Regions from separate parts of the Mus musculus genome. Here regions 2 and 3 are each linked to region 1. The links are chromatin contacts, found by Hi-C or POLR2A ChIA-PET in ENCODE. All regions are on one chromosome and are shown on one strand. The core of a region is the stretch at or near the end of the contact, and the rest is flanking DNA. Distances in the headings are between cores, read along the strand shown.

Region 1 (2,848 bases), core at 177-2,676:
GAACCTTTTCTAAACCAAATTGCATAGCCCAGAGGAGTCTGGCTTCAGTAGGGGAACTGTACTATTGAGAGCCCTTAACTTTCAGGAGGCGCAGTTGCCTGGCTGGTATACACTTACAGTCCCAGCACTAGGAAGGTGGAGACAAGAGAACCAAGAGTTCGAGGTCAGCCTTGGCTACACAAGATCTGAGATCTCTCTAAAGACAATCAGGCAATAGACTCATCAGTTCTGGCCTCTATCTTAAACCTTCACTTACATCAAGCCACAAAGTGTGGACCCTTACAGAGATGGGTTAGAGATCTTTACCTATAAAACGCAAGCCTTTTCCTAGTCTGCTAAAGGACACTGGTATACACAGGCTTAAATTAAGGCTTAACACAGAGCCATTAAATACCATGTAAGGACAACCTGGAGAGTCTACATTGTAGAGAGCCACCTTTAATAGCCATCTCCATTTCTAAATCCTTCCTAAAATACATATTCCCAAGAGAAAGTCCATGTGCTCATGTTGGGCCGTGTGCCTCTCTCATAGGATCTGGGATGGACTGGCCTCTAGGATTCTGCAAATTAGGAAAAGACAGACAGCTTTTTAAATCCATCCCTCTAGCTCCCCAGAAGAATGCTTTCTAAAAGGTCAGATGCTGAAAGAAATTTAGGTACTAATAACTATGTTTCAAAACAGTTAGAAACAAAGAAATGGATATTTCTTTGTCATTGTTTGTTTCAAGACAGGGTTTCTCTGTATCCCTGGCTGTCCTGGAGCTCAATCTGTAGCCCAGGCTGGCCTCAGAGATCTGCTTGCCTCTGCTTGCCCAGTGCAGGGATTAAAGGCGTTCCCTTCCATCATGTGGGTCCTGGGGGCTGAACATCGGCAGGCACCTTTCCTGCTGAGCCAGCTCTCTGATCCATTTTTTCACTTTACTGTCCTTTAGAGGGATTGATTTGGCTGCAGTGTTCAGAGAGAAAATAAAGCTGGAGGAGGCAGTGAGAGCACCTGTAATCCCAGCACTCAGGAGATCGAGGCAGGAGGATTGCCAGAAGTTTGAGTCCCGTTTGGACCCTACAGTTATAGGGAGTTCCAGGGCAGCCTGAGCAACAGACATGTGAGATTCTGACTCAAAAACACGAGCTAGCGAAAGGACGGGAGAGAAGTTGGAAAGCCGTCAGAGCTGACAGCCGCTGAGAAACGAACAAGGCTGTGTGTGGTGGAAGCAACTTCCGAACAAGGCTCAAGGGCTCCACGCGTAGTTTGCAAACTTGACTGGACATTTGAACAGCTGTTAAAAAGGTGAACCCCAGAAACTTGTCTTCAGCCATTAGAACAATTTCTGGGTGTTGCCTGAAAATGTTATGCTAGTTATGTTAGAAATGTTCTGTTGTTCTGAGAACAAACCTCATGGTGTTGCCCCACAGTTCTGGGGCTTAAGCAATCCGGCTGTCTCCGCCTCCTGAGCAGGAGAGACTCCGGACTCACGCTATCAAGCCTGACCTGGTGTTATCAATTTTAATGTACTTGCCTGTTGTCCTCCTGAGACAGGCGGCGTAGTGGAGATTGTTCTGTAGCTAGCTGGACATCGGTCTTGGGAGTCACTGGCCTATTAGACATTTTTTTTTCCCTAAATGTCCTTTAGTCCAGTTTTTTTTTTTTTCCATCTTATCTCTTGCTGTTGCAATTAAGTATTATCATGACATAGCTTTGGAGTACTTGCAATCTGTGCTCATTGTATTAGAGTCACTAATCTGCAGGATCTCTTCTGAGGTCTTTAGGACAAGGACAAGGACAGAGAGCTTTAGTGGCTCTAAGCACTTGATTTATTTTGTTAGTGTGTCTGGGGCTTATGGCTCTTAACTTGGAGCTCCAGGGTGATGGCTTGTCAGTTTTTCCTTTGAGGACAACAATCCCAGGTCACACCCTTCCTCTTACTGTAGCTAAGCCTCCATAGCAAACACACCTATGTCTGGTATTTCTGAACTGATAGCTATGTGCTGAAGACATACTGTTCTAGGAGCCAGGCTCATTTTGCAATTTCTCCTCCTCCACCGCCCCTTGGTCCCGCTGATGAATGTCTCTGAGTCTCGACTCGTGACAAGCCATAGGTTCTGAGTGTTCTTTCTAGGATGTCACAGCACTGTTGACTTCTCAGGAATAGCAGGAGTTCAAAAGGATGGTGCTCTCTAGGCATGGAAGTCTGGTGTTAGGTATAGGCAGGTCATTTGATCTCAACTTGTTCCTTCCCATGTTTATAGCAAGGGAGCTTAGAATCCATAACTAGGAAAGGATTTCTAATTTTCAGTCATTTGAATACCACCATCCTCATGATTTTTTGCCAAATTCGTGTGCCATCTGTTATTTATTTCATATTTTCATTAAATTAATGACTGTGCTTTGCCATAGCAATCACTTCAAACCTCTCTATAAACAAGATATTCATGAAGTCACCAATCCATGAAATCAGATCTGATAGGCTACCTTCCAGTACACATAAGTAAATGCACATTTGTTGGCACCCGGCACTCCCTAGCCTAAAATGCTCTCCTGCCAATATAGAGATGAGCATCACACCTTGAGACCGGTAACCCAAGCAAACCTAGAGGTTAACAGGAAGGTGAGGGGCCAGGGAGATGGCTCAGTGGGAAGAAGCTAGTCACACTAGTGATAACCCTTGTGCTCTCCGGAATCCTCCCAAAGAGCCAGAGGTTCCTGTAAGCCCAGCGTTCCTCCTGTGAGACGGGAGATGGAGACATACGGGAACTCCTGTGCCTGCCCGGGGCTGGAATGCTTGGGGCAAGAACACAAACAAGAGTGATCCTGCCTCAGCAAGGTGGGGGTAAAATCCAACACCTGAAA
Region 2 (2,848 bases), core at 174-2,673, 95 kb after region 1:
TGGAAATCTCCTTCCAATTTCTAGTGACAGCTACAGGGTGGACGCTGGATGGCTTCAGCAAGCCCCAAAGCAGCTTTGTGGGAAGGAGACAAGCAAGCAAGCAAGCCCCACAAAATCAAAACGAACAAACCAACACAGCCAGCTTTCAAGGCCGTGAGGGTGCAGATACTGGTTGTGCACTGGAGGGGAAATGCTGGTCTTTTTCTTCTCTTCACTGGTCTGTTCTTCATGGCTGGTTTTTTGGTTGTTTCTGGTGAGCACGCAATGCTTAGAAGATATTTTAAAATGTTATCAAGCAGAGCAGATTTTTTTTTTTAAGATAGAGGACAGCATAATTTGCCTTGCCCTTTCTTTCCAAAAAAAAAAAAAAAAAAAAAAAACCACACCCTTTGAAAATTCAGATAGTGAATATATACAGAAAGTTAAAAATGATTGTAATTCTTTGTCAACAGTTTTCACTCTAACTTTCCAATGACTACTTGAGTGTTTTGTTTTGTTTTTTGAAATTGGGTTTCTCTGTTGTAGCCTTGGCTGTCCTAGAGCTCAGTCTGTAGACCAGGCTGGTCTGGAACTCAGATATCTCCCTGCCTCTGCCTCCTGAGTGCTGGGATTAATGGTGTGTACCACCTCAGCCCAGAGTGATGTGTCTGCCTGCCTTTCTCTCTCTCTCTCTCTCTCTCTCTCTCTCTCTCTCTCTCTCTCTCTCTCTCTCTCTCTCCCTCTGTCCCTCCCTCCCTCCCTCCCTCCCTCCCTCTTTCTTTCTTTCTTTCTTTCTTTCTTTCTTTCTTTCTTTCTTTCTTTCTTTTTTTCTTTCTTTCTTTCTTTTTGGCTTTAGCTTGGCTTTTTCTTCTAGTGATGGGGGGCTTGAACCGAACTCTGTACACAAGCAGGTCTGTTGGCACAGACACATGTCTGAAATCCCAGAACTGGAGAGGTGGAGGCAGGAAGAGGATCACAAGTTCAAGGCTCCTTCAAACTACAAGATAAGTTTGAAACTAGCCTGAGTTAGGTAAGAAAAAACAAAAGAAACAAAAACCCATCACCCCCCCCCCCCCAAACCACCAAAACATCGAGGCCTCAATGCAGAATTCTGCATCTGACCCCAAGATGGGACACAGGCAAAACCGAGGCGCACTGAAGTGTTGTTTAACATCGTCTTCAGGTGCTAAGCATGGTGTGTGTGTGTGTGTGTGTGTGTGTGTGTGTTTTGGGGCTGAGGGTGGGATCTGTTTTTGTTCACTGTTGGTGTGTTGCAGGCTCCCAGTGGGCGTTTAAGGAAGGAGAACAAACCAGTTCATTTGAGACCTGTAAAATGCCCCCTACCCTTCTGCGGAAACGCTTCGATTCTAACTTGACGGATGACTGACTGACTAAGGAGCTGATTGGAGCAGGGAGCTGTGGGCTCTACTTAACCAGTTCCAGGTCTTTCTCCCGCTGCTTACGCTGCGGTGCTGTGATTTCCACCTTAATATTGAGTCGCTGCGCCCCCTTCTGGTAATTTTGGGATATGACAAGGACAAAATTCTTGTGGGCTGGGGGTTGGGGGGAGGGTGGGAGTGTGTGTGTGTGTGGGGGCTCTTTTGCTAAAGGCTGAGGAGCAAGCACATTCACTGTGAGGAACTCACTCACCCTGTTGAGGACCTCTGACTTCAGGAGAGGAATTGCTGGAACAGAAGGATCCTGGGGCTGGACGCTACCCTCAGCTACGGAGCCTTTTTTTTCCAGCAGGCTCTGCTGTTTTGCGCTGCGTACTCCCTTTTAAGGTTGGAAAATTTTCAAGTCAGGAATGCGTTATGACTTCCTCGTTTCTGTAGTTGTCCCCTTCACACCCCCCCCCCCCCAATTAAAAAGTCATGGTAAGCCACACAAATAGTATTCACCATCTTATTTCTATTGTTGATGGACACTCCGGGTTGCTTCTTTTTTTTTTTTCCCCCTTTGTGAATGTTGTTGATATTTAACCCGGGTGCAGATAGATACGTTGCCAGGTGATCTGCCTCAGATCGTTTGAGTATATGTTCAGAAGTAGAATCTCTAAGCTGGGCAGTGGTGGTGCATGCCTTTAATCCCAGCACTCGGGAGGCAGAGGCAGGCGGATTTCTGAGTTCCAGGCCAGCCTGGTCTACAAAGTAAATTCCAGGACAGCCAGCCAGGGCTACACAGAGAAACCCTGTCTCGAAAAACAAAACAAAAAAGTAAAAAGTAGAATTTCTGCATCACATATTGTTTTTATGTTTTTCTGAGGAATGGCCACACAGCTTTCCAGAGCTGCTGCAGGGTCCCCTCTTTAGGGCCTCAGTAAACTTGTCAAGAACATTTTGATGGGTTAAGGTGGCCTTGGTGCCTAGTGGTGACCTTGAGCTCTTTTTCATGAGCTTTCATTGGAGACTTCTCCATTCAGTTCTTTGCACTTTTTTTCATTGTTTATTAGTGTTTTGGGGGTGTTTTTCCTTTCTTTTGTTTTGCTTTTGTGGGGCTGAACATTAAAACTCAGAGTCTTGCACAAGCTCGGCAAGTGTAATTGTTGAATTACACCCCTAGCCTTCTTTGCTTCTCTCCACCCCCTAATTTTTGAACTGGATTTATGGGTTTTGGCTCTCTCTCTCTCTCTCTCTCTCTCTCTCTCTCTCTCTCTCTCTCTCTCCCCGCCCCCTCCTTTCCCTGGGTTTTGAGACAAGGTTTCTCTGTGTAGCCTAGGCTATCATGGAACTCACTCTGTAGAGCAGGCTGCCCTTGGATTCAGAGATTCTCTTGCTTCTGCCTCCCAAGTGCTGGAATCGAGTGTGTGTGTCGGGCTGCGCATCTGCTTTGTCTCTGGGGTGCTGGAGCGCTGCGGGCTCTGTTCAGG
Region 3 (2,848 bases), core at 187-2,686, 76 kb after region 1:
TGCCCACCGTTTGGCTTGACCCTTGGGACCCTCAGAATGGAGACGAGGGGGACACATGAGTTCTGCGAGGATCTGCGGTTTCCTATCCCAGAGGTGACCGGCCCAGTCAGTCTAACCCGGCTTGTCCTCTGCGGAAGGACAGGAGGCCGAGGGCAAGTAGGGGTGTGTTTGTTCTACACTGAAGCACCTGACCTCTTCAAAGTTCCATCTTCCAAGACTCAAAGCTGTTCTCAGGTCCCAGACGCCAAAATCTCGGCACAGCTGGGAACCTTTCTTCCCGTCCCCTCTGCGCCCCCACCCCCCTTCCCAAGTCCGATCTGGAAAATCACCCGCTGCAGGCGGGTTCCTTGTAAGCGCAGTTTCCAGGCTGCACGTATTCAGACCCCCATCTCCCCAGCACCGACTTGCTTTCTCCTCCCCCCCCCCCCCCGAGCTCACCTCACTTTGTAATTCTGAGCTCCCCCCCTGCCCCGACTCGCCCTCTGGTCTCAGCTCAAAACTAAACATACGACCCCTTCAGGCATACTTGTAGGGTGGTTTTGCACAATGTTTATCCGTCAGTGTCAACGGGGACTGTCGCCTTGATAGCTCTAAGTGGCTAAGGGTCGGGGAGTAGGTGCTGCCGTCCTTTAAAACACGAATTTATGAATGAACCCAGTACTGTAGTTAAATCAGGTTATTGTACACTTATTTACAATCCTTCACTTGCTGCTTCCAACCTCAGTCCTAAAGTTTCTCCAGGCAAGGAGCTGGAGAGAGGGGCTGAGAAGCTGACCCCCCCTTTTTCTTCTCTGCACTGATTTGGGATGGGGGGCTGATGTGGGCAAGCTTTCCTTTAGGAACAGAGGCTTCGAGCCTTTAAGGCTGCGTACTTGCTTCTCCTAATACCAGAGACTCAAAAAAAAAAAAAAAGTTCCAGATTGCTGGACAATGACCCGGGTCTCATCCCTTGACCCTGGGAACCGGGTCCACATTGAATCAGGTGCGAATGTTCGCTCGCCTTCTCTGCCTTTCCCGCCTCCCCTCCCCCGGCCGCGGCCCCGGTTCCCCCCCTGCGCTGCACCCTCAGAGTTGGCTGCAGCCGGCGAGCTGTTCCCGTCAATCCCTCCCTCCTTTACACAGGATGTCCATATTAGGACATCTGCGTCAGCAGGTTTCCACGGCCGGTCCCTGTTGTTCTGGGGGGGGGACCATCTCCGAAATCCTACACGCGGAAGGTCTAGGAGACCCCCTAAGATCCCAAATGTGAACACTCATAGGTGAAAGATGTATGCCAAGACGGGGGTTGAAAGCCTGGGGCGTAGAGTTGACGACAGAGCGCCCGCAGAGGGCCTTGGGGCGCGCTTCCCCCCCCTTCCAGTTCCGCCCAGTGACGTAGGAAGTCCATCCATTCACAGCGCTTCTATAAAGGCGCCAGCTGAGGCGCCTACTACTCCAACCGCGACTGCAGCGAGCAACTGAGAAGACTGGATAGAGCCGGCGGTTCCGCGAACGAGCAGTGACCGCGCTCCCACCCAGCTCTGCTCTGCAGCTCCCACCAGTGTCTACCCCTGGACCCCTTGCCGGGCTTTCCCCAAACTTCGACCATGATGTTCTCGGGTTTCAACGCCGACTACGAGGCGTCATCCTCCCGCTGCAGTAGCGCCTCCCCGGCCGGGGACAGCCTTTCCTACTACCATTCCCCAGCCGACTCCTTCTCCAGCATGGGCTCTCCTGTCAACACACAGGTGAGTTTGGCTTTGTGTAGCCGCCAGGTCCGCGCTGAGGGTCGCCGTGGAGGAGACACTGGGGTGTGACTCGCAGGGGCGGGGGGGTCTTCCTTTTTCGCTCTGGAGGGAGACTGGCGCGGTCAGAGCAGCCTTAGCCTGGGAACCCAGGACTTGTCTGAGCGCGTGCACACTTGTCATAGTAAGACTTAGTGACCCCTTCCCGCGCGGCAGGTTTATTCTGAGTGGCCTGCCTGCATTCTTCTCTCGGCCGACTTGTTTCTGAGATCAGCCGGGGCCAACAAGTCTCGAGCAAAGAGTCGCTAACTAGAGTTTGGGAGGCGGCAAACCGCGGCAATCCCCCCTCCCGGGGCAGCCTGGAGCAGGGAGGAGGGAGGAGGGAGGAGGGTGCTGCGGGCGGGTGTGTAAGGCAGTTTCATTGATAAAAAGCGAGTTCATTCTGGAGACTCCGGAGCAGCGCCTGCGTCAGCGCAGACGTCAGGGATATTTATAACAAACCCCCTTTCGAGCGAGTGATGCCGAAGGGATAACGGGAACGCAGCAGTAGGATGGAGGAGAAAGGCTGCGCTGCGGAATTCAAGGGAGGATATTGGGAGAGCTTTTATCTCCGATGAGGTGCATACAGGAAGACATAAGCAGTCTCTGACCGGAATGCTTCTCTCTCCCTGCTTCATGCGACACTAGGGCCACTTGCTCCACCTGTGTCTGGAACCTCCTCGCTCACCTCCGCTTTCCTCTTTTTGTTTTGTTTCAGGACTTTTGCGCAGATCTGTCCGTCTCTAGTGCCAACTTTATCCCCACGGTGACAGCCATCTCCACCAGCCCAGACCTGCAGTGGCTGGTGCAGCCCACTCTGGTCTCCTCCGTGGCCCCATCGCAGACCAGAGCGCCCCATCCTTACGGACTCCCCACCCAGTCTGCTGGGGCTTACGCCAGAGCGGGAATGGTGAAGACCGTGTCAGGAGGCAGAGCGCAGAGCATCGGCAGAAGGGGCAAAGTAGAGCAGGTGAGCAGCGATTCTGGACCTTTGTGGGCTGGGGGGGGGGGGGGGGGCGGAGACTGACGCACAGACCACACAACAGAGAAGGGACGCTACTGACTGCACTTCCTGACCAGGAGCT

Evidence for each region. Hi-C counts contacts between places; a loop is a spot of excess contacts on that map. ChIA-PET counts read pairs that join two places held with the same protein, here RNA polymerase II (POLR2A).
Region 2: POLR2A ChIA-PET joins it to region 1 with 14 read pairs in embryonic stem cell. The contact joins two enhancer-like sites. A Hi-C loop is called at or near these places in 7 of 37 maps with a recorded cell type or tissue (T-helper 17 cell, mouse embryonic stem cell, mouse trophoblast stem cell and 1 more). POLR2A ChIA-PET finds 5 or more read pairs at or near these places in 4 of 5 experiments (Patski and embryonic stem cell).
Region 3: POLR2A ChIA-PET joins it to region 1 with 19 read pairs in embryonic stem cell. The contact joins the promoter of Fos here to the enhancer-like site in region 1. A Hi-C loop is called at or near these places in 9 of 37 maps with a recorded cell type or tissue (CH12.LX, T-helper 17 cell, adrenal gland and 3 more). POLR2A ChIA-PET finds 5 or more read pairs at or near these places in 4 of 5 experiments (Patski and embryonic stem cell).

Annotation. Positions count from the first base shown.
Region 1 is chr12:85,396,110-85,398,957 of GRCm38, forward strand. No RefSeq gene overlaps it. Among named protein-coding and RNA genes, the nearest start is that of Gm29709, 11 kb to the right of the region's middle. Within about 2 kb of position 1,427, at least 1 of the 3 ENCODE cell types and tissues checked has a DNase peak (open chromatin) inside an H3K27ac peak, as active enhancers do.
Region 2 is chr12:85,490,833-85,493,680 of GRCm38, forward strand. No RefSeq gene overlaps it. Among named protein-coding and RNA genes, the nearest start is that of Fos, 18 kb to the left of the region's middle. Within about 2 kb of position 1,424, at least 1 of the 3 ENCODE cell types and tissues checked has a DNase peak (open chromatin) inside an H3K27ac peak, as active enhancers do.
Region 3 is chr12:85,472,454-85,475,301 of GRCm38, forward strand. Fos (FBJ osteosarcoma oncogene) reads left to right here and starts at 1,437. Exons shown (of 4, transcript NM_010234.3): 1 at 1,437-1,727; 2 at 2,482-2,733. The coding sequence starts at 1,587.